Linked DNA regions of Homo sapiens: region 1 is linked to region 2. Evidence: read pairs that join two places in POLR2A ChIA-PET (ENCODE). Cell type or tissue: Caco-2. All regions are shown on one strand. Links, peaks and the distances in the headings refer to the core of each region. The heading gives the core; the rest is flanking DNA.

Region 1 (15,560 bases), core at 7,682-12,681, 250 kb before region 2:
GTTGATCTCATGGAGTGGGGAATGGGAATTGAACCAGAACTGGAAAATTATTTAGGAAAGTTTGTTAACTACTCTTTGTTGATCTCATGGAGTGGGGAATGGGAATTGAACCAGAACTGGAAAATTATTTGGGAAAGTTTATTAACTACTCTTTCTGCTGAGTAAATTTAAATGTGTTCTGGACATTGTTGAGGTCTAGAATTGTCTATACAATGCCCTGTACAAGCTACATTGCTGTCATTTTCAAAATCAGGAGTTTATTTGGATTACATATACTTTGTGCTTAATTTTAAGTAATGATTACTTCAAGACTGGTGAATTATACGTGACTTTTTGTGCCTGTTCTTTATAGGCTATGGAAAGGGCAAATGGAATGGAGCTGGATGGTAGAAGAATTCGGGTGGATTATTCTATAACCAAGAGAGCGCACACACCAACACCAGGCATCTACATGGGCAGACCAACTCAGTAAGAGTTCAAGTTTCCTAAGCTAAACTATGAAATCCACCAGAAATATGTGCAAAATTTTGATTACTCAGAAACTTTTTTCCTATAATTAGAATTGATTCTGGCAAGGGGCAACATGGCAAAACCCTGCTTCTACTAAAAAAAAATAAAAAATCAGCCAGGTGTGGTGGCACATGCCTGTAATCCCAGCTGCTCGGGAGCTGAGGCACAGGAATCACTTGAACTTGGGAGGCAGAGGTTGCAGTGAGCCTGGGCAACAGAGTGAGACTCTTTCTCAAAAAAGAAAAAAAACATAAGTAGGGGTTTTGATAATGTTTTTAAATATACAACCCTCCTGGCTGGCTCACGATGTTCATTTGCCGGGCGCAGTGGCTTACACCTGTAATCCCAGCACTTTGGGAGGCCGAGGCGGGTGGATCACGAGATCACGAGATCGGGACCACGGTGAAACCCCGTCTCTACTAAAAATACAAAAAATTGGCTGGGCATGGTGGCAGGCACCTGTAGTCCCAGCTACTCAGGAGGCTGAGGCAGGAGAATGGCATGAACCCCGGAGGCAGGGCTTGCAGTGAGCCGAGATCGCACCACTGCACTCCAGCCTGGGCGACAGAGCAAGACTCCGTCTCAAAAAATAAAAATAAAATATACAACCAAAGGCAGTATTCACAGAGGTATTTCTTGGGAATAAAAGAAGGAATATAGTCATTCCTTGGTATTCTCTTTGGTGTCCAGAGTTACTTAAAAATTCTTGGTGTTTATTGCCTTTTAGTCACAGGGATACACCTTTTATTCATTTATTTATTTATTTACCAGTCTCATTTAGCAGTAGGAATGCATCTTAGCATTTTTATACTGCTGCTCAACACAGTGCTTCATCGTTTCAATTTGTTGAAAAGATTTTAATTTGGGCAGTGCATTAGTAGAAAAGCAGTTAATAGTTTTGAGAGTTTTGTGAAGCCCTTCTTGATTATGTATGTAGGGAATAAGGCAAACCAGAATACCATGGGAGTCAGTAAAATGAGATACGGAGGCAATTTCTCATGAAAGGGATGTTCTTCCTCACTTTTCTCTTTTTTAAGCCATTCAATTTGTATTAAAGTGTCCTGGAAAATAGTCATTCACACTAATGGAGAATTTTTACATTTTTCTGCAGTAGTGGTGGGGGTGGTGGAGGAGGCGGCGGCGGTGGAGGTGGAGGTGGTGGCAGACGTCGAGATTCTTACTATGATAGAGGATATGATCGTGGGTATGACAGATATGAAGACTATGATTACCGATACAGGTAATGTTTTAACTTGAGCTTTCTGTTCTAAATTAGATGATAGTAGTGTTACTTGGCACTTTTATGTTGGATACATATGAATAAAAACTTGATTTTTAAAATAGATCATATATGACGCCTTTGGGAGCAGAAGTTAGCAGTCTGTATATGTCAGTATTTTGTTGTGCTATATACTTTTCTGGTCTCATTGGCAGAAAGAGAACTTAATATTAAGTAGTTATCACCTTAGGTACATTATTATTTTGAATGATGAGGAATTTTTATTTTCATCTGCCTCAGTGGAGTGATTATATAGTATGCTAAGTAATCTTTCATTTCTTACAGAAGACGATCACCTTCTCCTTATTATAGTCGATATAGATCACGATCAAGATCTCGTTCCTACAGCCCAAGTATGTGAACTTTACTTTTGTAGCATAAAAAACCTCATTTCTAATTAATGGCTTACTTTAGAATATTAGAGTATAAGGTGGAAGGTGGCAGTTAATAGTTGGAAAAATATGAGGCAAATTAAACTATAATTGTTAACTTTTTTTTTTTTTTTTTTTTTTTGCTTTTTCTCTTTTAGGACGCTATTGATAACGGAATGGTTGCAATTAAGGACATTTTTTTTCCTCTTTTTTTTTTTTTTTTTTTTAATTCTGAGATTTCCCCAAGCTGTGGATTCTTCCTACTCCTTAAGAAAAAAACTTTGGTTTATTTAGCATCTACACTTTTGTCAGTTGTGTTGCTGTTTTCCACCCATTTTATTATACTCTTAAAAGATGTAATTGTTGTCATTTTGAACAGTTAAACATCTTGAGTATAAAAAGAACCCCAATGTTATGTTATGCTTTGTAAATTTTTTTTTTTGCTTTTACCTAGATAAACTTCTAGCTAATCAAATAAGGAAAGAAACTGTCTTTTTAAAGCTTCTTTTGTGTTAGATACTGTATTAGAGATCTGCATTTATCATGAGTTCCTTTTTTTTTTTAACTTTATTTTTGGGAAAGTAACACATGAAGTAGTTCAGTCATGTCAGGTTTGTCTGGGGTGGAATGGAACAGTCAGGTAGTTGAAAGTTTTTTTTTAGAGATGAAAAGCTTGTGAACTCCTGTAAAACATGCTGTATTTGAAATACATCTGTTAAAACTTAAAAACTAAAGTGTGATTTTTTTTGTTGTTGTTAAGTTTATTGAAGTTTATTCCCTTAATCAGTGAAGGACAACCCTTATTTATTACCTAGAGCAGTTGTATAATTCGCTGTTAGAAATTTTGGTATTGGGACAGTGGATAAGCAGGTTATCACATAGCATAGAATTCTTAAAAGATACATGTGGGGAAAAGTAGTCTCAAATAAAAGCTAATTTCTTTGAAAATGGGATTGTCTCTTTATTGTGGTACCATGGAGAAATATGATTGAGGAACTGGTCCTTCCTTTTCCCTCACATCCCCCCAGTGTGTATTTATATGAAAGTTTACCCATCCTGAGTTTTAACTTCCCAATATTTCTCATTTTTAAAAATATTTTTTCTTACACTAGAATGTTATTCCTTGTCTTTTCTTTGGTTCTTTTAAAACCCTTGTTTTTCTTCTCTTTTGGGGGAGACCGAATTGTAAATATTGAGAATATTCAGTACCAGCACCATGCTGAAGGAAAGATAGGTAGCTAATACCTTTTTTTTTTTGAGACGGAGTCTTGCTCTGTCACCCAGGCTGGAGTGCAGTGGCGCGATCTCGGCTCACTGCAAGCTCCGCCTCCCGGGTTCACGCCATTCTCCTGCCTCAGCTTCCCGAGTAGCTGGGACTACAGGCGCCCACCACCACGCCCGGCTAATTTTTTGTGTATTTAGTAGAGACGGGGTTTCACGGTGTTAGCCAGGATGGTCTCGATCTCCTGACCTTGTGATCCACATGCCTTGGCCTCCCAGAGTGCTGGGATTACAGACGTGAGCCACTGCACCCGGCCTACTTTTTTTTTTTTTTTTTTTTTTTGGAGACAGAGTCTCGCTCTGTTGCCCAGGCTGGAGTGCAGTGGCGTGATCTCAGTTCACTGCAAGCTCCACCTCTCTGGTTGACGCCATTCTCCTGCCTCAGCCTCCCAAGTAGCTGGGACTACAGGCACCCACCACCACGCCCGGGTAATTTTTTGTATTTTTAGTAGAGGGTTTTCACCATGTTAGCCAGGATGGTCTCGATCTCCTGACCTCGTGATATGCCCGCCTCAGCCTCCCAAATTGCTGGGATTACAGGCGTGAGCCACTGCGACCGGCCTATAGGTAGATAATATCTTAAGAAGTCTAAATATATTCCAGTAGGAAACACACTTAAATAACTGTAATGTAAAAGAAGAAGAGGGTGTTTCAAGTGACCTTTAAAAAAAGGTGTTGGGCAGCTGGGCGTAGTGGCTCTCACACCTGTAATCCCAGCACTTTGGGAGGCTGAGGCGGGCGGATCACGAGGTCAGGAGATTGAGACCATCCTGGCTAACACGGTGAAACCCCGTCTCTACTAAAAATACAAAATAATTAGCCAGGCATGGTGGTGGGTTCCAGTAGTCCCACCTACTCAGGAGGCTGAGGCAGGAGAATCACTTGAACCTGGGAGGCAGAGGTTGCAGAGAGCACCACTGTACTCCAGCCTGGGCAACAAAGCAAGACTCCATCTCAAAAAAAAAAAAAAAATTTACTGTTTGAAAGTCCTGTCCTTTTTAAGTATATTTTGTGACTAGGGAGCTGAGCTCAGTAGTGTGCACCTGTAGTCACAACTAGGGATGCTGAGACAGAAAGTTATTTTGAGCATAACTACTCAAAATAGAAATAAAAGCTTAGATATTTCTGGACCTCCACTTTTTCTGTTTACTATTAAGATCTAAATGTGGCCGGGCACTGTGGCTCACACCTGTAATCCCAGCACTCTGGGAGGCTGAGGTGAGTGGATCACCTGAGGTCAGGAGTTCAAGACCAGCCTTGCCAACATGGTGAAACCCCATCTCTAATAAAAATACAAAAAAAATTAGCTGGGCATGGTGGTGGACACCTTTAATTCCAGCTACTTGGGAGGCTGAGGCAGGAGAATCTCTTAAGCCTGGGAAGCATAGGTTGCAATGAGCTGAGATGATGCCATTGCACTCCAGCCTGGGCAACAAGAGCAAAACTCCATCTCAAAGATATAAGTGTTTTCAACTGGCGGGTAAGAAAAACTGCTGCTGTTGGTTCTCTAACTTCTTACAACGGTGGTTCCCACTTAATCTTATTTAGGTCCTGGAGCCCTAAAAAAAAAATCTGAAAAACCTGCAGTCTGTCTTCCCAGAAACACTTGTGTGAAACGTTCTGGTGTTTTTGTGTTGAGACAGGGTCTCACTCTGTCACCCAGGCTGGAGTGCAGTGGTGGGATCACAGCTCACTGCAGCCTCGACTGCCAGACTCAAGCAATTCTCCCACTTCAGCCTCTCAAGTAGCTGGGACTACAGGCGCACGCCTTCATGCCTGGCTAATTTTTGTACTTTTTTGTAGAGAAGAGGCTTTGCCATGTTGCCCTGGCTGGTCTCAAACTCCTGGGCTCAAACAAATTGACCTCCCTCAGCCTCGAAAAGTGTTGGGATTACAGGTGTGAGCCACCACGTCCAGCAGAGTATTTGGCTTTTAAATTATAATCTTGTGCATAGAATAAGATCTATAAGAATATACACCAGGGGCCGGGCTCACGCCTATAATCCCAGCACTTTGGGAGGCTGAGGCAGGTGGATCACGAGGTCAGAAGATCGAGACCATCCTGGCTAACATGGTGAAACCCCGTCTCTACTAAAAAATACAAAAAATTAGCTGGGCGTGGTGGCGGGTGCCTGTAGTCCCAGCTACTCGGGAGGCTGAGGCAGGAGAATGGCATGAACCCGGGAGGCGGAGCTTGCAGTGAGCCGAGATCACGCCACTGCACTCCAGCCTGGGTGACAGAGCAAGACTCAGTCTCAAGAAAAAAAAAAAAAAGAATATACACCAGCCTGGGCGTGGTGGCTCACGCCTGTAATCTCAGCACTTTTGGGAGGCCGAAGGCAGGTGGATCCACCTGAGGTCAGGATTTTGAGACCAGCCTGACCAACATGGTGAAACCCCATCCCTACTAAAAAAAAAAAAAAAAAAAAAAAAATTAGGCATGGTGGTGGGCACCTGTAATCCCAGCTACTCAGAAGGGTGAGGCAGGAGAATCACTTGAACCCAGGAGGCGGAGGTTGCGGTGAGCCAAGATGGCACCACTGCACTTCAGCCTGCACAACAGACGGGGACTCCGTCTCAAAAAAAAAAAGAATATACACCAATCTCCTCATAGTAGTTACCCTGTGGAGTGGTAATCTGTGGAGAGAGGAGGTAAGATGAACATTCATAAAACCAATAAAACAGTTTTATGCTGGGCACTATGTTGCCTATGCTGGAGTTCAGTGTCTACTCACATGATCATAGGACTCCTGCACTCAAGCAACCCTATTGCTTTGCCCTCAAGAGTAGATCTGTGTGCCACCAAGCCTGGCCCTTGCTTGTTTAGGCTGTCATTGCTTATCAATGTTAGAACTTTTTTTTTCTTTTTTGAGACGGAGTCTTGCGCTATGGGTTGCCCAGGCTGGAGTGCAGTGGCACGATCTTGGCTCACTGCGACTTTCATCTCCCGGGTTCAAGTGATTCTCCTGCCTCAGCCTCCCGTAGCTGGAATCACAGGCATGTGCCACCACACCCAGCTAATTTTTGTGTTTTTAGTAGAGATGGGGTTTCACCATGTTGGCCAGACTGGTCTCGAACTTCTGACCTCAGGTGATCCACCCACCTTGGCCCCCCAAAGTGCTGGGATTACAGGCATGAGCCACCGAGAACAGTTTGAATTGCACAGCAACTTGAACTATTACACACAAATACATATTGCTTTGCTGTGGCAATTAAAAGCCCAGCATTTTAATGTATTCCTATCCCTGATGTCACACTTAATGCTTTGGGTTTTTAGTATGAATTTTCTTTTTCCCTCCCAATTAAGTTAAAATTAAATGAATCAAATGGTCAAAACTAGTGCATATTTTTATTCTATGAAACAATTCAGATACTTATTGACATTAAAAGATCAGGGGAGGAGTCTTTGAGCATACTCTGGCTAGGGAAGCTGCTCAATAATTGGAAAAAAAAAAAAAGAAGTGTAACATCCATAGGAGTAATGAATATAGAAAACAAGGCTGGGCACAGTGGCTCATGCCTGTAATCCCAGCGCTTTGGGATGTCAAGGTTGGCAGATCACCTGAGGTCAGGAGTTCAAGACCAGCCTGGCCAACATGGCGAGACCCCGTCTCTACTAAAAATACAAAAATTAGCTGGTCATGGTTGGGGATGCCTGTGATCCCAACTACTCAGGAGGCTGAGGCAGGAGAATCACCTGAACTCAGGAGGCAGAGGTTGCAGTGAGCTGAGATCATGCCACTGCATTCTAGCCTGGGCAATAGAGCAAGACTCTATCTGAAATAAATAAATAAATGTGGGGGAGGCCTTTTTTTATTTTTTAAAAAAAGATGGGAGTTACCAGGCGCAGTGGCTCATGTCTGTAATCCCAGCACTTTGGGAGGCCGAGGCTGGTGGACCTGGGGTCAGGAGTTCGAGACCAACCTGACCAACAAGGTGAAATCCCGTCTCTACTAAAAATACAAAAATTAGCCAGGCATGGTGGCAGGCGCCTGTAGTCCCAGCTACTTGGGAGGCTGAGACAGGAGAATTGCTTGAACCCAGGAGGTGGAGGTTGCAGTGAGCCAAGATGGTGCCACTACACTCCAGCCTGGGTGATGGAGCCAGGCTCTGTCTCAAAAAAAAAAAAAAAGATGGAGTTATACAAAGGAAAATAAGCTTATATACTCAATTATTTACAACACAAAATTATTTTAAAATGACTATCCTATTCACCCGTCAGAGGTGAGAGAATGGATACATGGGTAATTGAGGTACTAGTTTTAGACTGTTACGGAGTATGGCTGCAATCATTAGGAAAAATTCAAAGTATATACAGAGAGAGGAAATGGGGAGTTAGTGTTTAATGGGTATAGTTTCAAGTATGTATATCAAAAAAAAAAATCCACATATATGTAGTTTGTTGCTACATAACTGTTCCTGGTGTACTCTGCAATTTGAAAGTTGTAAAATGATTAAGTAACCAATGAGGTAACTTCCTTGCTTTGTGACTGCTGCACAGAATGGTGCCTGGCATGGAGTAGATGTCCAGTAAATATTTGCATAGATGAATGAGGATAGAGGAGTAATTTAAAGAGCTAAAGTGTAAGGGCAGTGTGACAGAAGGGATCTAGGCTGAAAATAATCGTGACAACCCTAACAAAGGTTAAAAATCACTTTTAGTAATCTGTGTAATGAGGGAAGAAAAATGGCAGTTTAATTATCATTAAAGTGTTGGTGCTTAAGTTGCCTTAAAAATTCATTTATGGTGGGGTGCGGTGGCTCACGCCTGTAATCCCAACTCTTTGAGAGGCCAAGGCAGGCGGATCACGAGGTCAGGAAATCGAGACCATTCTGGCTAACACGATGAAACCCCGTCTCTACTAAAAATACAAAAAATTAGCCGGGTGTGGTAGCATGCGCCTGTGGTCCCAACTACTTGGGAGGCTGAGGCAGGAGAATGGCTTGAACCTGGGAGGCGGAAGTTGCAGTAAGCCGAGATCATGCCACTGCACTCCAGCCTAGGCAACACAGCAAGACTCTGTCTCCAAATAAAAAAAGAAAATTCATTGATATGGAACACTGGGATCCCTGATAATGTCAGATAAGTTAACCATTCTATTTGACATTCACAAGAATATCAAGTGCAAACATGTCACAATAGGCTGGGCGTGGTGGCTCACGCCTGTAATCCCAGCACTTTGGGAGGCCGAGGCAGGCAGATCGCCCGGGCTCTGGAGTTCAAGACCAGCCTGACCAACATGGAGAAACCCCGTCTCTACTAAAAATACAGAATTAGCTGGGCATGGTGGCTGATGCCTGTAATCCCAGCTACTCGGGAGGCTGAGGCAGGAGAATTGCTTGAACCCGGGAGGTGGAGGTTGCAGTGAGCTGAGATCACGCCATTGCACTCCAGCCTGGGTAACAAGAGTGAAACTCTGTCCCAAAAAAAAAAAAAAAAGAAAAAGAAAAAAAAAGTCACAATGGAAAATGTTCTTTTTTAAAAACTTAAAAGGGATATGGATTTATATTCTTTTTTTGAGATGGAGTCTCACTCTGTCGCCAGGCCCAGGCTGGAGTGCAGTGGCGCAATCTCAGCTCATTGCAACCTCTGCCTTCCGGGTTCAAGCGATTCTCCTGCCTCAGCCTTCCGAGTAGCTCGGGACTACAGGCGCGCGCTACCACTCCCAGCTACTTTTTTCGTATTTTTAGTAGAGATGGGGTTTCACCAATTGGCCAGGATGGTCTCGATCTCTTGACCTCGTGATCCACCCACCTCAGCTTCCCAAATTGCTGGGATTACAGATGTGAGCCACCATGCCCAGCTGGATTTATTTTCAAATACTAACAAAGCTATTGATACATTATTTTCACAAACTTCCAGCTGAAATGTAGCATTTCCTTCAACAATGAATGTAGGCAAAGTTTCAAACCTTTGTAAAGGCATACACATATATTTGTAATCAAACTTTTAATAAAACTTTTTTTGTTTTTGTTTTTTGTGTTTGTTTTTGTTTTTGGAGACGGAGTCTCACTCAGTCGCCCCGGCTGGAGTGCAGTGGCGTGATCTTGGCTCACTGCAAGCTCTGCCTTCCAGGTTCATGCCATTCTTCTGCCTCAGCCTCCCAAGTAGCTGGGACTACAGGCACCCGCCACCAAGCCCAGCTAATTTTTTTGTATTTTTAGTAGAGACGAGGTTTCACCGTGTTAGCCAGGGTGGTCTCGATCTCCTGACCTCGTGATCTGCCCGCCTCGGCCTCCCAAAGTGCTGGGATTACAGGCATGAGCCACCGTGCCTGGCCAAAATTTAACATTTTAAAGTACGATTTGTATGCTTTGGTTGTTCTTAAGGTAATTTAGAGTTTATACTATTTTTTAATAACAAATTACTAAATTTGTTATTAAAGTGCAAAGCTCAAATGAAGAAAATGAAAAACATTTGTTGTCTTTTATGTATGTATCCTGAATTCATATTACTGTATGGGAAAACCTAGTACTATAAATATTTCAATCCTTACCTTCAAATGTATATTATTGTGCACTTCACGGAGTTAGAGTGAGAATGCTATGTTCAGCAGGGTGTCTTAAGTTAAACATTCAGACTTAGAAAACCGTTAGTCCACATTTGGCATATTCACTTAGAAAAATACAGGATAGGATGCAGCAAGTAGGGCAGTGCCAGGCATTCCACAGGGATCCTTGTAGCAGTTCACGCAGCAATACAACTTAGGTCTGAGATGTGAGATCCACATCACGCAAGTGCACAAGACACCTGGTTTTAAAAGTTTTATGACCTGTTACCCACAGGCATAGCTTCTAAGCTTCCTGAGACATATGCCTCTTATGTCATTGCACTTAAGATGTAGGGTCTCCATTGGATACTTTAGTTTCTCCCAGTGAAGACGCAATTTACCAGTCAAATCATTTTTACCACAAGCAATGTTGTAACACAGTTGACATACTAGCCTTATCAGGGTGCCAGAGAAACAACTAGAAATTTAATGAAAGGCCAAATTCCCACACAGAAGGGGAAAGTTCTTATTAAACAGTTTATAGTAGTCCCTACAAGATTTGGGGCTGGGGGCGGGGAGTTCAATGAAATAGTACCAAAGGTCACATGGAAGAATGTACTTAGAAATGAATAAACAATCAGGAATAGAGTCCAGACTAGATCCAAGTACCTATGAAAACTTACATGGGCTGGGCGTGGTGGCTCATGCCTGTAATCCCAGCACTTTGGGAGGCTAACGCAAGAGGATCACGTGAGCCCAGGAGTTCAAGACTAGCCTGGACAACATACTGAGATCCCCATCTCTACAAAAAATAAAAAATTACCTGGGTTTGGTGGTGCATACCTGTAGTCTTAGCTACTTAGGAGGATGAGGTGTAAGTTGAGCCTGGGAGATCCAGGCTGCAGTGAGCCATGGTTGTGCCACTGTACTCCAGCCTAGCTGACAGAATGAGACCTTGTCTCAAAAAAGGAAAGAAAACATACATACTTAAATGATAAAGGTAGCATTTTATTTTTATGGGAAAATGACAGATCAGTAAAGAATGGTATATGGCTATTTGGAAGAAAATAGATTTAGACTCTTGCTTCATACAATATTACAACAATACAAATTATAGGTGGGTTAATATATAAATGTAAAAAAACTATATGTTATTTGGCAACCATGATAATAATAGTTGATAAGGCAAGACTCTGATTGGTACTAAAACTAGTACATAAAAATTTCAGGAATAGGCCAGGCGTGGTGGCTCACACCTGTAATCCCAGCACTTTGGGAGGCCAAGGCCAGTGGATCACCTGAGGTGAGGAGTTCAAGACCAGCCTAGCCAACATGGTGAAACCCCGTCTCTACTAAAAATAAAAAATTAGCCGGGTGTGGTGGCACACACCTATAGTCCCAGCTACTTGGGAGGCTGAGGCAGGAGAATCGCTTGAACCTGGGAGGCGGAGGTTGCAGTGAGCCAAGATCGTGCCACTGCACTACAACCTGGGCAAGAGTGAGACTCCGTCTCAAAAAAAAAAAAAAAAAAAAAAAAAGGAATAACAAGGAATTTATATAATCTGAAAATATATCTTCACAAGCTATTACAAATAAGAAAAAACTTTGGGCCAGGCGTGGTGGCTTACGCCTGTAATCCTAGCACTTTGGGAGGCTGAGGCAGGCAGATTGCCTGAGTTCAGGAGTTCGAAACCAGCCTGGGCAACACAATGAAACCCTGCCTCTACTAAAAATATTTTTAAAAATTAGCCAGGCATGGCAGCATGCCCCTGTAGTCCCAGCTACTCGGGAGGCTGAGGCAGGAGAATTGTTTGAACCTGGGAGATGGGTTGCAGTAAGCCAAGATCACGCCACTGCACTCCAGCCTGGGTGACAGAGCCAGACTCCATCTCCAAAACAAAAACAAAAACAAAAACCAAACAAAAAAACTTTGTAATTTTACACTGGAGAAACCTGGCATATCAAACCATGTGATTAAAGTTAATATCATCAGTAATGGGAATAATGGATATCATGTGCTTCCTGATGCACTAAAGACATTGGTGATATTTCACAAAAAATAAGTATAATCACTGCTATAATCAGAAAAAATCAGATACCCCCCAAAAGAGAAGCAGTCTAAAATAACTGACTTGGGAGCTTAAAAAATTTCAATATTATAAAAGTTAAAGACAGGAATATTGCAGATTAAAGGAGACTGAAAAGACATGATAACTAAATACAAGCCATGATCTGGGGTTTTTCTTTTTAAATTCTTTTTTTGAGACAGAGTCTCGCTCTGTTGCCCAGGCTGGAGTACAGTGGTGTAATCTCGGCTCACTGCAACGTCTGCCTTCCAGGTTCAAGTGATTCTCCCACCTCAGCCTCCTGAGTAGCTGGAATTACAGGCACATGCCACCACGTCCGGCTAATTTTTGTATTTTTAGTAGAGATGGGGTTTCACCATGTTGGCCAGGCTGGTCTCGAACTCCTGAACTTAGGTGATCCTTCAGCCTCAGCCTCCCAAAGTGCTGGGATTATAGGCGTGAGCCACCACACCCAGCCATTTTTAAAACTCTTTTTAAAACATGATTTGAAAGATAATTTCATTTTCAATCGTAGGGAATTATACAATCATTTGTTAGCCATTCTTCTATCCCCCTCCCATTTTTTTTTTGAGAAGAGTCTTGCTCTGTTGCCCAGGCTGGAGTGCAGTGGTGCAATCTTGGTTCACCGCAACCTCCGCCTCTTGGGTTCAAGCAATTCTCCTGCCTCAGCCTCCCGAGTAGCTGGGATTATAGGCACGCACCACCACGCCCAGCTAATTTTTGTATTTTTGTAGAGACAGGGTTTCATCATGTTGGCCAGGCTTGTCTTGAACTCCTGACCTCAGGTGATCCACCGGCCTCGGCCTCCCAAAATCCTGGGATTACAGGCGTGAGCCACTGTGCCTGGCTATCCCCCTCCCTTTTTTCTTTTTTTGAGACTGTGTCTTTCTCTGCCCAGGCTGGAGTACAGTGGTGGGATCTCTGCTCACTGCAGCCTCCACCTCTCAGGCTTAATTGATCCTCCTGCCTCAGTCTCCCAAGTAGCTGGGACTATAGACGTGTGCCACCATGCCCAGCTCATTTTCGTATATTTTTTGTAGAGTCAGGGTTTCGCCATGTTGCCCAGGCTGGTTTCAAACTCCTGGACTCAAGTGATGCATCTGCCTCGGCCTTCCAAAGTGCTGAGATCACAGGCATGAGCCCCCGGACCCAGCTATGCGTCTCTTTAAAATCAGATTTATTGAGGTTTAGTTAATACACATAAAATTGACTTTTTTTAAACAAAATCTTCCTTTGAACACAAAAAATCCACCACTTTGAGAGTAATATTGTAATGTTTTGATTAAATGTACACAGGGTTTACATCATTTTTTTCTGTAGCACAAGTCCAATAAAGGATACATTAATTTGTAATCTACTTTGACAGCTACAAAGCAGAAATCTTTCCATATAAGTTATTCTTAGAACTTCTTTAGTACCGAGTATATTTAAGTCAATTGTATGAATTGACTTTCAAGACAGACTGAATTGGTGTAAAAAAAAGAATGTTAAATTCTATTTTAAGTAAAAGTTAACTAAATTAAGCCCTCCGTAAACTAAGGCTTACTCTACTTTTATTTATTTACTGGGAGACAAGGTCTCGCGCTGTTGCCCAGGCTGGAATGCAGTGGTGTGATCATAACACTGCAGCCTCGGCCGAGCATGGTGGCTCACACCTGTAATGCAAACACTCTGGGAGGCCGAGGTGGGTGGATCACCTGAGGTCACGAGTTTGAGACCAGCCTGGCCAACATGGTGAAACCCTGTTTCTACTAAAAATAACAAAAGTTAGCCGGGCATGGTGGTGCACCTCTGTAATTCCAGCTACTCGGGAGGCTGAGGTGGGAGAATTGCTTGAACCCAGGAGTTGGATGCTGCAGTGAGCCGAGATGGTGCCATTGCACTCCAGCCTGGGTGACAGAGCAAGATCCTGTCTCAAAACAAAAACAAAACAAAACACTGCAGCCTCTAATTCCTGGGCTCAATCCATCCCCCTTCTTCAGCCTTCGGAGTTGCTGGGACTACAGGTGCTGCCACCACTCTCAGCTAATTGTTCAATTTTTTGTAGTGACAGGGTCTTTCTATGTCGCCCAGACTGGTCCTGGTTTCAAGCCATCCTCCCGTTTTGGCCTCCCAAAGTGTTAGGATTATAGGTGTGAGCCACTGCACCCAGCCTACTGTACTTTTAGATGACAGATGTGTGTCATGAGAAAACAAAGTGCTAACCAAATTTTTATTTTTATTTATTTATTATTTTTTGAGATGGAGTCTTGCTCTGTCACCCAGGCTGGAGTGTAGTGGCATGATCTCAGCTCACTGCAATCTCTGCCTCCCAGGTTCAAGTGATTCTCCTGCCTCAGCCTCCCCAGTAGCTGGGACTACAGGCGCCCACCACTACGCCCGGCTAACTGTTGTATTTTTAGTACAGACAGGGTTTCACCATATTGGCCAGGCTGGTCTTGAACTCCTAACCTTGTGATCCGTCCACCTCGGACTCCCAAAGTGCTGGGATTACAGGAGTGAGCCACCGCACCTGGCCGTAACCAAAATTTTATTTAGTGAAACAATTTTCATTCTACGGCCTTTAGTGAAACAATTTTCGTTCTATGGCCTTTAGTCTATAGAGAGATTTAGAAAATGCTCTACAATTTCCACAGTAAAATGCAATTAGAGTTAATTTTAAGGTGTGGGAAGATTGCTAAAAGTTATTTATTGGGTTGGGTGAGGTGGTTTATGCCTGAAATCCCAGCACTCTGGGAGGCCGAGGCAGGTGAAACACCTGAGGTCAGGAGTTTGAGACCAGCCTAGCCAACATGGTGAAACCCATCTCTACAACAAACAAATTAGCCAGGCGTGGTGGTATGCCCCTGTAATCCCAGCTACTCAAGGTGGCTGAGGCAGAAGAACTGCTTGAACCCAGGAGGCAGAGGTTGAGGTGAGCTGAGATCACATCACTGCACTCCAGGATGGGCAACAGAGCAAGACTGTCTCAAAAACAAACAAAACAAAATTAAAAAGACGTAGTCAATCTTTCTGCTTTTTTTTTCTTTTTAGTAATGTAGCTATCTCTAGGTTGAGTAATGTCTTAAAATTGTCTAATCCAACTTTCTAATGATTGTATCCCCTCTAAAATAAGATATTCTTTAGAGTACCTAGTTTAAGGAAATGGGTTTTAACCTAGGGTCCATGGCTAGGAGGTAATGGATAAACTTTAAGAGATCATTACCCTTTGAACATATATTCAGAACTTGATGTGCTTGCATTTGTGATTTTGTTTTTTTTTTCCCTCTCTTTTCTTTTTTGAGACAGGGTCTCGCTCTGTCGTCTAGGCTGGAGTGCAGTGGCGCGATCTCGGCTCACTGCAACCTCTGCCTCCCGGGTTCAAGCGATTCTCCTGCCTCAGCCTCCAGAGTACCTGGGATTGTAGGCGCCCGCCACCACACCTGGCTAATTTTTGTATTTTCGGTACAGATGGAGTTTCTCCATGTTGGCCAGGCTGGTCTCAAGCTCCTGACCTCAAGTGATCCACCCGCCTCAGCCTCCCAAAGTGCTGGGATTACAG
Region 2 (15,560 bases), core at 3,534-8,533:
CTGTTTATTCATAAAGACTCCGGCACACATGTCTAAGAATAAGAGCATTGTCCTAAATAGCCCTGACACCATTATCACCCCAATCAAGGTTTGTATATTTGGCTATTTTTGATGCTTTAAATGATTTTTAAAATCCCTCTTTCTGTCTCTAGATGTAGATAGATATATATAGCTATCCTTATATCTACATATGATTATAGATATATGGAAAGAAGCAGTTATGACAAAGTGCTAAAATTGTTGAATCTAGGTGACTATAGTTAACAACAATTTGTTGTATATTTCAAAACAGCTAGAAGAAAGATTTAGGCTGGGTGCAGTGGCTCACACCTGTAATCCCAGCACTTTGGGAGGCCGAGATGGGCGGATCGCTTGAGGTCAGGAGTTCGAGACCAGCCTGGCCAACATGGTGAAACCCCGTTTCTACTAAAAATACAAAAATTAGCCAGTCATGCTGCATGCGCCTATAATCCCAGCTACTTGGGACGCCGAGGCAGGAGAATTGCTTGAACCTGGGAGGTGGAGGTTGCAGTGAGCCAAGATTGTGCCACTGCACTCCAGCCTGGGTGACAAAGTGAAACTCTGTCTCAAAAAAGAAAAGAAAAAAAAAAGAGAAAGATTTGGAATGTTCTCAGCACAAAGAAATGATAAATATTTGAGGTGGATATCCCAATCACCCTGATTTGATCACCATAAATTGTATGCATGTATCAAAATAACACGCATAGCCCAGAAATGTGTATGATTATCATGTATCAATAAAAAAATTAATCAAAAATGGCTGAAAGATCTGAATAGACAATTTCTCAAAAAAGTCATACAAATCACCAACAGTATATCACTGTTGGTGGGAATGTAAATTAGTACAACCACTATGGAAAACAGTATGGAGGTTCCTCAAAAAACTAAAAATAGAGCTACCATATGAGCCAGCAATCTCACTGCTGGGAATATATACAAAAGAAAGGAAATCAATCCATCAAAGAGATGTATGTATTCCTGTGTTGCAGCAGTATTCACAATAGTCAGGATATGGAACCAAATTAAGTATCCATCAATAGATAAATGGATAAAGAAAATGTGATGGAATATTACTCAGTCATAAAAAGAATTAAATCCCATCGTTTGCAGCAACATGGATGGAACTGGAGGCCATGATGTTAAGTGCAATAAGCTAGGCATAGAAAGACAAATGCTGACTGGGCGCGGTGGCTCACGCCTGTAATCCCGGCGCTTTGGGAGACCGAGGCGGGCGGACCACGAGGTCAAATGTTTGAGACCAACCTGGCCAACATGGGGAAACCCCGTCTGTACTAAAAATACAAAAATTAGCTGAGCATGGTGGTGGGTGCCTGTAATCCCAGCTACTTGGGAGGCTGAGGCAGGAGAATCATTTGAACCCGGGAGGCAAAGACTGCAGTGAACCAAGATCGCGCCATTGCACTCCAGCCTGGGTGACAAGGCAAGACTCCATCTCACCACGCCTGGCTAATTTTTATATTTTTAGTAGAGATGGGGTTTCACCATGTTGGCCAGAATGGTCTTGAACTCCTGACCTCAGGTGATACACCTGCCTCGGCCTCTCAAAGTGCTGGGATTACAGGCATGAGCCATGGTATCCGGCCATTAACTCCGTTTTTTGAGCATGTACCATTCTGACAAGATAATTTCCCTTGATGTATTTGCACCTTTGGTCCTCTTTAACATAGATAGAGAGCTTATTTCTTTCACTAAGAGCAAAGCAAAACCAAAATATACACATTTTAGCATTTGCGCCAGCTACACAGCATTTGCTTGAGAAATCCTTGTCAGCCTAAATTAGACTGATCAGCAAACATCTGTCAAATTGGCTATTCTTTGAGTAGCCAAAAGAGTTCCAAGTAATAAAAGCAAAATCTGAGACTCAGCAAGGTATTCTCTGTCCAGTCAACTGGACACTAAGGAAAAGCAGGAGGTGGTGATGTGGCTTTTGAAGAGGGCTCCAAGCAAGGGAGAGCCACTGGTTTGCTGCAGTAGGTCTGGCTGACGTTGATGTTGATGAAGGCACTGGGTAGGACCACACACTCACTGTCTCTGTCATCCAGCTCATGGAGTGCAGTGGCAAGGGATGAGATCAGCATCTGGCACTTACAGAAGCACCTGTGATCATTAAGGTTTAGAAACTGGGTCTCCAGTAGTTTAGGAGAATACTGTGTTCTTACCATTTCTGCAGTTCTTCTCATAGACTATGTTGCCATTGGCATCTTCCTTTTGGCATCTAGGGAATATCAGGTTCACCGCAAATGTTATATTTGAGCCCACGAGGGCTGGTGAGTCACTGGTCAGGACCGCCTGCACACGGCCTCCTAGGGTATAAAAAAGTGGGGCTCGATGATCCAGCATCTTTTTCCTTTCGTTCATAAACATTTAGAGCTAACTTTATTAATAAGGACCAGAGGACCCATATGCCTCTTTATAATATATTAAATTTATATTTTGTATTCCTCACTTTAGCTTTCAGAGTACAACACTCTAGAAGATAAATTAAAAAATAAATCAGACCAGTTAAGAATTCTCTAATCACAGCAAGAACATTTACCTATGATAATAAAACAAATCAGCTCTGTTGGGTTAAGGAGACAAGTTTTAGAAGTCTGCATTTTTAAATCTCGAAACCAATGGCTGAAGGATGCATTCTTTTATCTAAAAAGAAAGATTTTCCGTTTCTGATAAGCCACACCTTTGAGACAGTAAAAATGGCTTTGGGGTGACTGGGTTTCTGAAGATGATCATTCCCAGGTTGGCTAAATAGGTTTAAAGCTAAATCTGCTCACCCTTCAAAAGTATTCCAAGAGCTACCAATGTGGAAATTTCTAAGGAGATTACTTGTGGTTTAGGAAGTGATAGTGTTGGGCTAAAGAAAATATTGCCAAGTCCAGGTGCCTCCCCACTTGGTAATGAGAGCACTGTCATTCGTGGAAATGACGTGAGCCGTGTGATCTAAAAGGCTTTACCATCTACAAGACTTACTGAAGTAGGAAATTGCAGGTGTTTGGTTTGAATCTTTTGACTTACCCTTCCAGGAGTTTTTCCACCTCATGTCTCCCCGCTTCCACACTGGGTAGAGTTTTTCATTCCAGTCATTTTCATCAGAAGACCAGCCATTTAATTGATTGTGCTCCCTCATGTAAGCAGAAGGTCTTTCATTGCCCAGCACATCATGAAATCCTGTATCAATATTCGAAACAAATTCCATTCTTCATTTAGTAATCACCTCACAGTGGTTAAAGAAACTTTTTATTTCTTACTGTTGAAAAGCACATACATAATATATTCAGTGCATCAAGTAAACAGAGGGTGCTTTGTTTTTTAAAGGAAGTCTCCTGGAAATACCTTGATTACAAGCATTCAGACCCTATGTCTTTATGAACTTTAAATGAATCAAAGAAAAATTTTGAAAGTCAATATTTTTTAGCCATCACTTGGCTTCTCAATACACATCCTCTGAATATTTAAATTTGATACAATATTATTAGGAAAACACTGATGCCAATAATCTTCAGATTTTTGCATTTTTTTTTCCCATTCTGAACTACTCACTTGGCTAAAGGAATGCCAGGCTCAGGAATGCCTTCAAGATTCCAAGCGACACGTACTAGTACCAGGAAGTTTACTGATAAACAGCTTTTTAATGGTCTGTCTTGGTGAATGTTCCATATACTTTGTGTAGTCTACATTTGTTGGGTAGAGTGTTTTCTTTTTAAATGTCATTTATGTCAAGCTAGTTGATAGTGTTTTTTTGAATTTTCTGTGTTCCTACTGATTTTCTACTTGTTATTTGAGTTACTGAGAGAAAAATCTTGAAATCTCCAACTATATTGTGGTTTTTCCAATTGCCTGTTTCTTCTTCCAGTTTTTGCTGTATGTATTTTGAAGCTTTGTTGTCAGGTGCATACTATACATTTAGAATTGTTACAGCTTCTTGATGAACTGACCCTTTTCTCAATAAGAATTGATGCTCTTTATCCCTGGTAATATCCCTTGTTCTAAAGAATACTTTGATATGAATGCTTAGTGTTTAACTGGTATATCTTTTTCCATTCTTTTACTTTAAAAAATGTTCAGATTGATGTATGTTTCTACTCATCCTTACATTTTAAACCTGTCTGCATTTTTATATTTGAAGTGAGTTTCTCATAGAAAGCATATAATTGGATGTTTAAAAATCCAGTCTGGCAATCTCTGCCTTTTAGTTGCAGGGTTTAGATAATTCACATTTAATGTAATGATCAATATGATGAAATTTTAAGTGTACTACCTTGTTATTTGTTTTCTATTTGTTCCACTTGTTCTTTTTTCCTTCTTTTCCTGTACTCTTTGGAGTTACATTTGGATTCCATTTTATCTCTACAACTAGCTTGTTAGTGATACCTCTTTCACTTACTTTGTTCTGAGTGGTTGCTCTAGGTTTGTAATATTACAGTTCTTTTAAAAATCTTTCTAATCTTGAGTTAGTGTCTGCAATTTTGCCTTGCCTGACCAGTCTGGTGGTCACATGGTCTCTTTCTTTTGAGAATTGTAGCAGACTGGTTGGTTGCCTCCAAGAAGCTGTTTCCCGCCTGCACGCCTCCTCCTATTTTCCCCTTGCTGGCAGAGTTTCTACTCTAACAGTTCAAAATTCCAGAGTATCACTTCCTAGTTTTCCTTACAATTTGGGCAGGAGCAGATAGATGATTTGATCCTGGCCAGTGAGAGCTGAGAAGCAGTCTTCTGGGAACTTCTGAGAAAGGTTTTCCTCCTTTATAACAAGAGATATGTGAGAACAAACTCAATTTTTTCCTCCTCAGAATTGATTTTGGAGATGGTAGTGTAATGATGTGATGCCCAGAGCTATGGCAGCCATATTTAACTATGAGGACACAAATCTGAGGAAACAGCTAACACATTAAGGGTGTCAGAGTGGAAAGATGAAAAGAAATGGAGCCTTCAATGAAACTGTTGGGCTGTTGCTCTAGTCTTGCTTACCTCGGGACTGACTAAGATAATAAATGTCTTAACCTATTTTGTTACAGCCCAAAGCTCAATTATCTGTATTCCTCAGCCAATGGTCTTAAATTGTTCTCCCATTAATTTCTGTGGTTCTATGTCTTGGCCTGGCTATAGACTCTTGGAGGAGAGAAACTCTGTCTTGTTCTTCTCTTAAATCCTGGGAGAGATCCTCCATGAGGTGTGGTATTGAGTGGGTGCTCAGAGAAGCCATATTGGATGCATGTCTCTGACCTATTCCTTCTATTCCTCTTCTCTGGTAGGAGAAGGGAGCAACACGTTCCCTTCTTCTCCAGGAGGCAGAGAGAATGGGAAAGAGCAGCAAAGTCGGAGTCATGGAACATGTTTTCTAGCCTTGGTTCTGTTATTAAACAGGATGTGTGACCTCAGGCCATGTGTCTTCTCTGGGCCTTCACATCTGACAAAAGCCAAATGTCCTGTGATTCTATGAGATTGCTCCTATTTGGAAATAGACATTAAGTGAGGGGAGGACATTTGTGTTTATCAATAAGTATTTGTAATTGGAAATTCACTTGAGTCATATGAAAAGAACTAAGATTATTTAGTTCAAATCCCTTCATTTTATATATGAAGAAATTCAGGCCTAGGGAAATGATATGATTCACCTAGGGTCATCTTTAGTAGAAATCAAGATTCACATCTTTTGATTCCCAGGACAAGGACAAGTTCTTTCCACTGTTCCAGAGAGTCTTCCTCTTCCTCAGATCTTGAAAGAAAGTTATTGTTTCCAGGAACATAATCAAAACGCAGATTTCTCTTCCGATTTTAAATGTCAGAAGCCCAGGAAAAGTATAAACTTAAAAGGAGAGTTACAAGGGATAGGCACATAGGTCAATGGAATAGAAGAGAGAATCCAGAAATAGACCCACACAAGCATGCTCTACTAATTTTTTTTTTTTTGAAGAGATGGGGGTCCCACTATGTTGCTCAGGCTGGACTCAAACTCCTGGGCTCAAGTGATCTACCTGCCCCAGCCTTCCGATTAGCTAGGACCACGGGCAAGCACTACAGTGCCTGGCTTGATTTTGGACAAAGATGCAAAAACAAGCCAATGGAGGGAAGATAGCCTTTTCAACATATGGTGCTGTAAAAAAGCAAAAAGCATAGGTGAAATCTTCAGGATCTAGGACTAGGCAAGAATTCTTAGACTTGACATGAACACAACCCGTAACAGGAAATTGGAACTCATTAAAATAAAAAACCTTTGCTCTCTGAAACATGACATGAAAGAGGATGAAAAGGCAAGCTACAGACTGGGAGAAATTATTTGTAAACTACACTTCCAATAAAGGACTAGTATTTAGAATATATAAAGAATTTTCAAAACTCACTATAAGAAAACCACGGGATTCAATTAGAAAAATTGGTAAAAATTAATGAAATGATATTTCACCATTTCATTCATCTCATGGCAAATAAACACACAAGAAGATATTCAACATCATTAGCCAGTAGTGAAATATCACTATATCCCTATCAGTAAGACCTAACTAAAAAGCAGTGACAACATCAAATGCTTGCAAGGATGTAGAGAAACTGGATTGCTCACACATTACTAGTGGAAATGTAAAATGGTACAGCCACTCTGTTAGTTTCTTGCAAAACTAAACATGCAACTATCATACAACCAAGAAATTGTACCCTTTGGCATGCATCCCAGAGAAACAAAACTGATATTCTCACAGAGATCTGCACATGAATATTTATAGCAGCTTTATTCATAATAGCCCAAATTGAAATAACCCAGATGTCCTTTAATGGGTGAATGGTTAAGCAAACTGTGGTACATCCATACCATGGAATACTACTCTGTGACAAAGAGGAACAAACTATTGATGCAGTTACTTCAATAAATCAATAAAGTTCCAGGAAATTATGTTGGGTTTTAAAAAAAGCAAATCTCAAAAGGTTACATACTGGATAATTCCATTTGTATAGAATTTTGGAAATTACAAAATGATAAAAATGGAAACCAGATTAGTGGTTGCCAGGGACTGGGTGAGGTTTGGAAAGAGGGAAGTAGATTTGGCTATACATCTATAGCCATGAGAATACTTTGGTGATGGAGCTCTGCTGTGTTTTCACTGTATCAATGTCAATATCTGGGCTGTGATGTCCTGTTTTGCATGATGATACCACTGGGGCAAACCAGGTAAAGGGTGCATGGGGATCTCTCTGTATTATTTCTTACAACAGTATGTGAATCTATAAATACCTCACAATAAAAAGTTGAATTTAAAAATAAAGGCCGGATGCAATGGCTCATGCCTGTAATCCCAACACTTTGGAAGGCTGAGGGTGGGCGATTGCCTGAGCCCAGGAGTTCCAGACCAGCCTGGGCAACATGGCAAAACCCTGTCTCTACAAAAATTTAAAAAATAAAATAAACCCATCCGGATAAGGTGGCTCATGCCTGTAGTCCTAGCATTCTGGGAGGCCAAGGGAGGACTGAGCCCAGAAGTTTGAGGCCAGCCTGGGCAATGTAGTAAGATCCCATTTCTACAAAAAATACAAAAATTATCTGGGTGTGGTGGCACGTGCCTGTGGTCCCAGCTACTCAGGAGGCTGAGGTGGAAGATCACCTTTAGCCCAGGAGTTGGAGGCTGCAGTGAGCTGTGATCACACCACTGCACTCCAGCCTGGGTGAGAGTAAGACCCTGTCTCTAAAAAAATTGATTAAAAAAAAAAAAACCCAATAGTAAGCAGATTTTAAAAGAAAAATAAAAGCCTGTGGGGGTGGGTTTTGGGGGCAATCAATGTGAAGGTAAATTTGAGGTCGCACCCAGTGCTGCAGCCGACTCTGCCTCCACACTTTGGCATCCTTGCTGTGTCCACCAGCAGAGAGGTGGTGGCTGGGCTGCCTCCACCTACCTTGTCCACACTTTCTCCTTCCTTCAGGGCTACGAATGGAAAATGGTAGGAAATCTTTAGTGCTTGATACACTGCTACATTCTGCCTGCCCTTATTTTTTTCTGGGCAGAATATTTAGTCCAGAGCAAGGTGAACCTGGTGAATGGCTGGGTTTTGTTACACTGCCCAAGAGGCTGAGGACTCCTCTCGAGCTGACAGCGCTGATTCGGCCTCCTGCTAATCTGTTTTATTGAGCAGAGCGAAGTGGACTGGTGAAAGAGGGTGGAATAATAGCAGGTGTCCCCCATCGGGTCTATTCTGTGTTCCTTCGTCTTTAAAGTAGCCTGTCCTGGGAGGTATCCTGAGGGTGGGTGCAGGTCTGCCTCCGTAGGAACAATCCCCACCATGCACGTCTCTCACGCCAAGCAGCTGATCTCACAAGAACACAATTACCCAGTTTTGCAAATGAGGAAACGAAAACTCCTCGTTTTGAAGGAAATGAGGAAATGGAGCAAAGCCACTGGAGACCCAGCCCCTAGGCTGGCGGGGAGCCCGAGCCTGTCCAACCCCAAACCCGGGCAGGAAGGACAGAGGTCGGGATGGAAGGCTGCCTCCTCAACTTACCCGCTGTGTGGCTTGGGGCGAGTTCCTTGCCCACTCTGTGGCCCGTGGCCTCGTGTGGGAAGCGGGACCATCACAGTGCCGGGCTCCGCGGGCTGCTAGGAGGACGCGCGGCGCACTGCGGGCCGGGAACGTGCTGCGCGCTGACACCGGGTCAGCTCCCTGTGATGGGACTTCCTTTCCAAAAACGTAGGCGTTTTCCCGGGTCGCAGTCGCAGTCGGGAGACTGAGGGTTAGGGCGCGGCCGCGGGGTCTCCTGGGCCGGGGCGCGGCCCACGTCTCAGGCCTCTGCGGCTCTGACCAGAAGCCGCTGCGCCTTTGGCCGCTTCCCACCCGTCCCGTCCCCGCAATCCCAGGCCCAGGGTTACAGCGGCTCAGCTCTCTTCCTCTCGCGAATCTGCACACTGCTTCAGTGGTCTGGACCCTGGCTGCATAGGCAGATCCCAAGAGGAACTTTTAAAACAAGGATCCTCTGACCCCACTCCCAAAGATTCCGGTTTCATTGCGTGGGTATCAGTATTGTTAAAAATGCCCTGGCCTCTCCTGCCTGACCAGGGTAGAGAGCCTGGGCTTCAGCTCCTCTCCCAGCAAGCTCCTGCAGGTCTGTGAGGAAGCCCCGCAGGAGGAGCAATAGCTTCAGGGCTGGGGAGATTCGTAAATTTGCCTCCAGATTGGAGACCCCATTTCATGTGAGGTCTCCACCCTTTTGGATGGAAGCTGGACATAGTTTAGTTGGTGGAGTTGCTTTGTTCTGTGGCCGGAGGCTGTCCAACCCTCCCCCAACCACTGTCTGGCAAGAATGGGTTGCAATTGCAATGGAAAAGAAGCTTCACAAGAGAAGGGCAGCATAGTTTTTACTTTCCATGAGCCGAAAGCAAAGAATGGAGCTGGAGGCATTTTGCTGTAGTTTCAGCCTTCCCAACAGTTTGCAGAAGAAGAGATGAGTGAGCCAGAGATGAAAGCTTCCTGAAGAACTTCAGTCCAACCTCTAGTTCAGAGGATATTATTAGCCATCATTTCAGCCAATGGCCAGAGAATGGGTTAAACATAGAAATTAAGGGTTACTCACGTTTGGCGGCATCAAGTGGCAATCTTGCAGCCAGGAGCAGAAATCCCAGGAAATAGTAGAGACATTCCATGCTGAATTCTCACGGACGCAGGCACTCAAGGTTTAACTCTGAATTCCTCTGGGCCCGTCCACCAAGAGCAACAGTGTTCTTCTGGCATCTGTGGTGCCTCCCTCTCTATTTTAATTAAATACAGGGCCTCGGGGAGGATCATGTGATGGTATTAAGCGGCACTGCCTGATCTGGTCTCTCAAGTTCAACCTCTTACAACTCATGTGCTTATGACTCACTCCTTCTTGGCATCTATTTATTCACTTTTCAGATGCACATTATTTCAATTTTGTGATTCCACATTTACTAGATTCAAGGAGTTTTTTTCCTATAGACTCTATTTCAATATTCATTTTTTTTTTTTGAGATGGAGTCTCACACTGTCTCCCAGGCTGGAGTGCAATGGCACGATCTCAGCTCACTGCAACTTCCACCTCCCAGGTTCAAGCCATTCTCCTGCCTCAGCCTCCTGAGTAGCTGGAATTACAGGTGCCCGCCACCATGCCCGGCTAATTTTTTGTATTTTTAGTAGAGGCAGGTTTCACTATGTTGGCCAGGCTGGTCTCGATCTCCTGACCTTGTGATCTGCCCGCCTCGGCTTCCCAAAGTGCTGGGATTACAGGCATGAGCCACCGCGCCTGGCTCAATATTCTTTACCAAATAAAATTTCAATCCTCCAGCCTCACTGATTATCGACTTACTGTGGTTCCTATACTGCATCAGGCACCCAGCTCACGTTTAGAGTTCACAGTTACGCACCCTTTCCTAAGATGTAGTTGTCCACCTGCTCCTGTGCTCGTGATTGCTTGTATATTTTTTTCCTCCAAGAGGAAGCAAAGATGGGGGAGGTGTCTTATCAATCATTTGAAATTGTGGAATACATAAGTGGATGATAACATGAATGTTGTGCCAGGATGTGCTGGAAACAGCTGCCCAGGCCTCTGGTAGCTGAGAAATTTACTCAAAAGCACATTTAGAATATCTGTGCAATTCCATATAACTTTTGTAATAACCTGCATAATTTTTGGTAACTGCTCTCAAAGCATTTATGTGTTGCATTACTCAGAGCCAATTGCATAAAACGTTCTGTGTATTTTTTCATATTATAGAAAGCAGGCATTAAATGTACAAACAAGTGTGTCTGTAAGATAAATTTATACAGTCAAATCATTCCTGGTTACAGAGTATGCAGAAAATGTGGCAACATGAAAACTTTACCATATGTGACCTTTCTCAAACTCACATTCACATGGCCATTTTCAGTGCAGTAGAAACCTTGGTTGCAGGTGAGGGTAAAACTTGGGGTATTGATTTATGGTTCAGTGTGTCAAGGAGGAATGGAAATAGCCTATGAAACTAAAATCCATACAGCAGGAGTGGCTGACTTCCATCCCTAAGGCGGCAAACAACTCTGTAGAGTGCCTTTTACAGCCTTTGCAGCAAATATGAAGGGGAAAACAACGAAAGGAACACATTATTCATGACTGAAACAATTTTCAAATATTGATGAATAAAGGAATAATGGAAATACTTATTAGTTTCATGTAATGTAAAGCGAATAATGTATATAGTTATTTGCTTTTTAAATTACTTAAAAACTTTTTTTTTTTTTTTTTTTAGAGACAGGCTCTCACTCTGTTGCCCAGGCCGGAGTGCAGTGGCATGATTATAGCTCATTGCAGCCTTGAACTCCTAGGCTCAAGTGATCCTCCCACCTCAGCCTTCCAAGTAGGTAGGACTACAGGCACACACCACCACACTCGGCTAATTTTTTATTTGCTTTTTATTTTTTGTAGAGACAAAAATCTCACTATGCTGCCCAGGCTGGTCTTGAACTCCTGGCCTCAAGTGATCTTCCCACCTCAGCTGCCTACAGCACTATTTGCTTTTTATGACAAACACATAACTTTTACAATTAAAAAAAAACACCTTTTCAATTTAAGGAAAAGCTACTATTAACATTTTTAAAGATATTTTTGTCCTTTGTTGCAGACACAGTTCTGGCTCATATTTCTAGCCAGATTAGCCACCCCGTCTCTAAATAAATTGGAAGTGTTAAATTCTTCTGTAACAAAACCTTCGTTTTGTTTAGGGAGACACAATGATCAAATCAACTTTTATGTCTTTTTTCCTTCCCTGCACCATCAAAGAGAAGAGGCACTGATAGGACAAGAGTCAAAATGTAGGCAGCTGGACAGAGGTGAATAAGAGAACAAGAGAAAGATCTTCATTCCAAAGAACTACAAGTTGGATAATCTGTTTCTTGATAATCAATGGTTGATAATATATAAAGTAGTTAACTCTATGTAGGACTCAGAGACAGGGCCATTTTGGGTAAAGAATATTCTCAAGCCTGTTTGTTTGTTTTGGAAAGATAAAATTATACTGTAAAGAAAGTTTGAAATATTTTGTTGAAATAATTTTTTGAGCTGGTGTACTGATGTGTACCTGAAGTCCCAGTGACTTCAGAGGCTGAAGCGGGAAGATTGCTTAAGCCCAGGAGTTTGAGTCCAGCCTGGGCAATGTAGTGAGACTTCATCTCTTAAGAAAGAAAGAAAGAAAAAGAAAGAAAAGAAAGAAAGAAGGAAGGAAAGAAAGAGAAAGAAAGGAAAGAAAGAAAGAGAAAGAAAGAAAGAAAGAAAGAAAGAAAGAAAGAAAGAAAGAAAGAAAGAAAAGACAAGAAAAGAAAAGAAAAGAAAAAAGAAAAGAAAGAAAAATTGTTCCGTTCAGATCCTAATTGCCAGGTCTGGTAAATATATTATATGGCTGGGGGGATGAAGGTTGCTAATCAACTCGCCTTAAGGCAATTGAGAAATGAAAAGGGAAACATCTCAATTATCTGGAATTACAGATACAATTACTCTGTTCGGAAATGATGTGGAGGAAAGCAAAGAATAGTCAACTTTTTTTTTTTTTTTTTTTTTTTTTTTTGAGGCGGAGTCTCGCTGTCGCCCAGGCTGGAGTGCAGTGGCGCGATCTCGGCTCACTGCAGGCTCCGCCCCCCAGGGTTCACGCCATTCTCCTGCCTCAGCCTCCCGCGTAGCTGGGGCTACAGGCGACCACCACCTCGCCCGGCTAATTTTTTGTATTTTTAGTAGCGACGGGGTTTCACCGTGTTAGCCAGAATGGTCTCGATCTCCTGACCTCGTGATCCGCCCGTCTCGGCCTCCCAAAGTGCTGGGATTACAGGCGTGAGCCACCGCGCCCGACCAGAATAGTCAACTTTTGAGAAATGCCCCAAATTGCCTTCTCTTGGCTTCTGACACTCCTCCTGGTGGCCACAGTCCCGACTTGAGGAGCGATGCTTGAGCTGTGAGGACTGAGGCAGCCACCCCAAAGGAGACCTTCGAAATGGCAGGCAGCAGGCACACCCAGGAATCCCGGCAGGCTGCCAAGGAATTCACATCTTTAATTTTAGGAACTGCTCAGTTTAAACTGGTATTTGAACTGTCTCCAGATTTACTAAGCTTTGAAATTACTCTCCTACCAAAATGTTTTTCCTTAGTTTTTCAGGGAAAGAAAAAAAGGAATTAACATCTTTAATTTTAGGAATTGCTCAATTTAAACTGGTGTTTGTAAGCAAGATCATAAAAATTAGTTAAGATCCTTTTCTCCCAACACATGGTCAGAAACTTGGAGTCTGAAAACAACACAAATTTATGATCTTACATTTCTGGAAGCCGAAGTGTGAAATGGCCTCACTGAACTAACATCACAGTGTTGGCAGGGCGGCTCTAGGGCAGAATTGATTTCCTTGCCTTTCCAGCTTCTAGGGGCTGCCCACATTTCCTGTCTCATTGGCCCCTCTGTCTCTGGCAGCCCTCTGGCACTGATTCCCACGTCTCCCTCTCCCACTCACAAGGACCCTTGTGATTATACTGAGCCCACCTAGATAATCTGAAATCATCTCCTTGCCTTAAGTCCAGCGGATTAGCAACCTTCATCTGCTCCTTGCCATATAACACATTTACAGGTCCTGGGGGTTAGGATGTGGAAGTCTTCGGGGACCATTATTCTGTCTAGCACAGTTATACAGCAGACGACATGGTAAAAACAATTTTTTTTAATTTTTATTTTTAGAGATGAGGTCTCACTATGTTGCCCAGGCTGGACTCGAACTCCTGGGCTCAAGCAATTCCCCCTCTTCAGCCTCTCAAGTCGCTGGGATTTCAGGTGCACACCATTGCACCAGCTCAACAAATTCTATTTTTAAAGAAAGCATGTGATGGAAGCAGTGATGGAAAGTACCTCTCACAGGTTACAGACTTGTTGAAACAAAGCTTTGATATTTGGCAGAACAGAAAGGCAAGAACAAACTACAGGTAGAGGAATCAGTTCAAAAAGAGAGACAGCTCATGTGACTGCCCTGTCCCAATGTGGGCGTTTTTACATGTCATAATCAGAGTCATGGATTTCAGATTTAAGCATTAGCCAATGACTCAGAGACTTCTGCTTTGTGTATAGTTCTTCGGACTCTCCTGTCTGGGTATTCTCTACATGAATGGGTAATCAAAATCCCTTGTTTCCAGGTTTACTAAGCTTTCAAATTACTCTCCCACCAAAATGTGTTTCCCTGGCTTTTTGGAAAAAGAAAAGAAAGCGAATCACAGGCCAGGTGCAGTGGCTCATCCCTGTAATTCCAGCACTTTGAGAGGTGGAGGCGGGAGGATCGCTTAAGTTCAGGAGTTCAAGACCAGCCTGGGTAACATAGTGAGACCCCCATCTCTACAAAAAAAAAAAAAAAGAAAGAAAATTAGCCAGGCATAGTAGTGGATGCCTATAGTCCCAGCTACTCGGGAGGCTGAGGTGGGAGAATCAATGGAGCCCAGAGGTCATGGCTGCAGTAAGCTGCAATAGAGCCACTGCACTCCAGCCTGGGTGACAAAGTGAGACTCTGTCTCAAAAAAAAAAAACAAAAAACATCACAAAGGTTAGTGCATCCTTTTCAGTCACCTTTGCAATGACAATGGCTACTGTGTTTTTAGCCTGTTTTTTCACCTGGAGGAATTTGATACTGGATGCAGGCAAAGGGGTTTTCTTCTTGGAGTGCTGGCTACAAACATTTTTTTTAAAAAAGGACTCTTCTCATGGAATTAGTGGCTCCATTTGAAATGGCAAAGAGCAGTACGTATAGAAAAATGTGGATGATGGCCGGGCGCAGTGGCTCACGCTTGTAATCCCAGCACTTTGGAAGGCCAAGGTGGGCAGATCTGAGTTCAGGAGCTTGAGACCAGCCTGGCCAACATGGTGAAACTCCATTTCTATTAAAAATACAAAAATTAGCTGGGTGTGGTGGCAGGCACCTGTAATCCCAGATACTTGGGAGGCTGAGGCAGGAGTGCTTGAAGCTGGGAGGCAGAGGTTGCAGTGAGCCGAGATTGAGCCACTGAACTCCAGCCTGGGAAACAAAGCGAGACTCCATATCAAAAAAAAAAAAAAAAAGAAAGAAAGAAAAAGAAAAATGTGGATGATCACAATATTTCATCCTAGTATTGTTTTTAGACCACTTTCTCTGAATTACAGTATAGAAGGAAAGTAAGACATGAACACTTATTGTGCAGATGTGAAAGCAATGGCAAATGTACTCTTTTCTTTTCTACCTTTAGTACCCATAGAACAGGGAGACATAGTGAGAGAAGCAGAATGGGATCTATGGAGTAAGAAAAAAGGGAGGGACCAACATAGAAATCTGAATGCAAACTTGGCTTCCAGTTAATTAATTAACTTAGAGATGGGATGTTGCTACCCTGCCCAGCCTGGCCTTGAACTCCTGGGAGTCCTGGGCTCAAGCGATCCTCTGCTACAGCCTCCCTTATAGCTGGCATTAGATGCATGCGCCACCACACCCAGATGGTTCTTAGTTTTATGATAACTATGGGCTATCCAGAAATGCCGCAGAACACTGGAGCAGGGGCACTGCAGGCA

Evidence for each region. Peaks named below come from ENCODE experiments on the same cell type or tissue, not always from the same donor. Only the 100,000 strongest peaks of a DNase experiment are listed, where the experiment ranks them.
Region 1: POLR2A ChIA-PET joins it to region 2 with 6 read pairs; 3 of 35 experiments call an interaction of 5 or more read pairs at or near these places.

What each region holds. Positions count from the first base shown.
Region 1 is chr7:23,492,328-23,507,887 of GRCh38, reverse strand. TRA2A (transformer 2 alpha homolog) reads left to right here. Exons shown (of 8, transcript NM_013293.5): 5 at 353-468; 6 at 1,622-1,750; 7 at 2,075-2,142; 8 at 2,319-3,108. The coding sequence ends at 2,329. Among named protein-coding and RNA genes, the nearest start is that of IGF2BP3, 30 kb to the right of the region's middle. In Caco-2, for the core only: no CTCF peak of the experiment used is centred there; a DNase peak (open chromatin) is centred at 10,577.
Region 2 is chr7:23,240,954-23,256,513 of GRCh38, reverse strand. It overlaps GPNMB (glycoprotein nmb), which reads right to left and starts at 9,739. Exons shown (of 11, transcript NM_002510.3): 1 at 9,587-9,739; 2 at 3,055-3,207; 3 at 2,202-2,345. The coding sequence starts at 9,656. RefSeq lists an enhancer at 8,168-8,287. In Caco-2, for the core only: no CTCF peak of the experiment used is centred there; no DNase peak of the experiment used is centred there.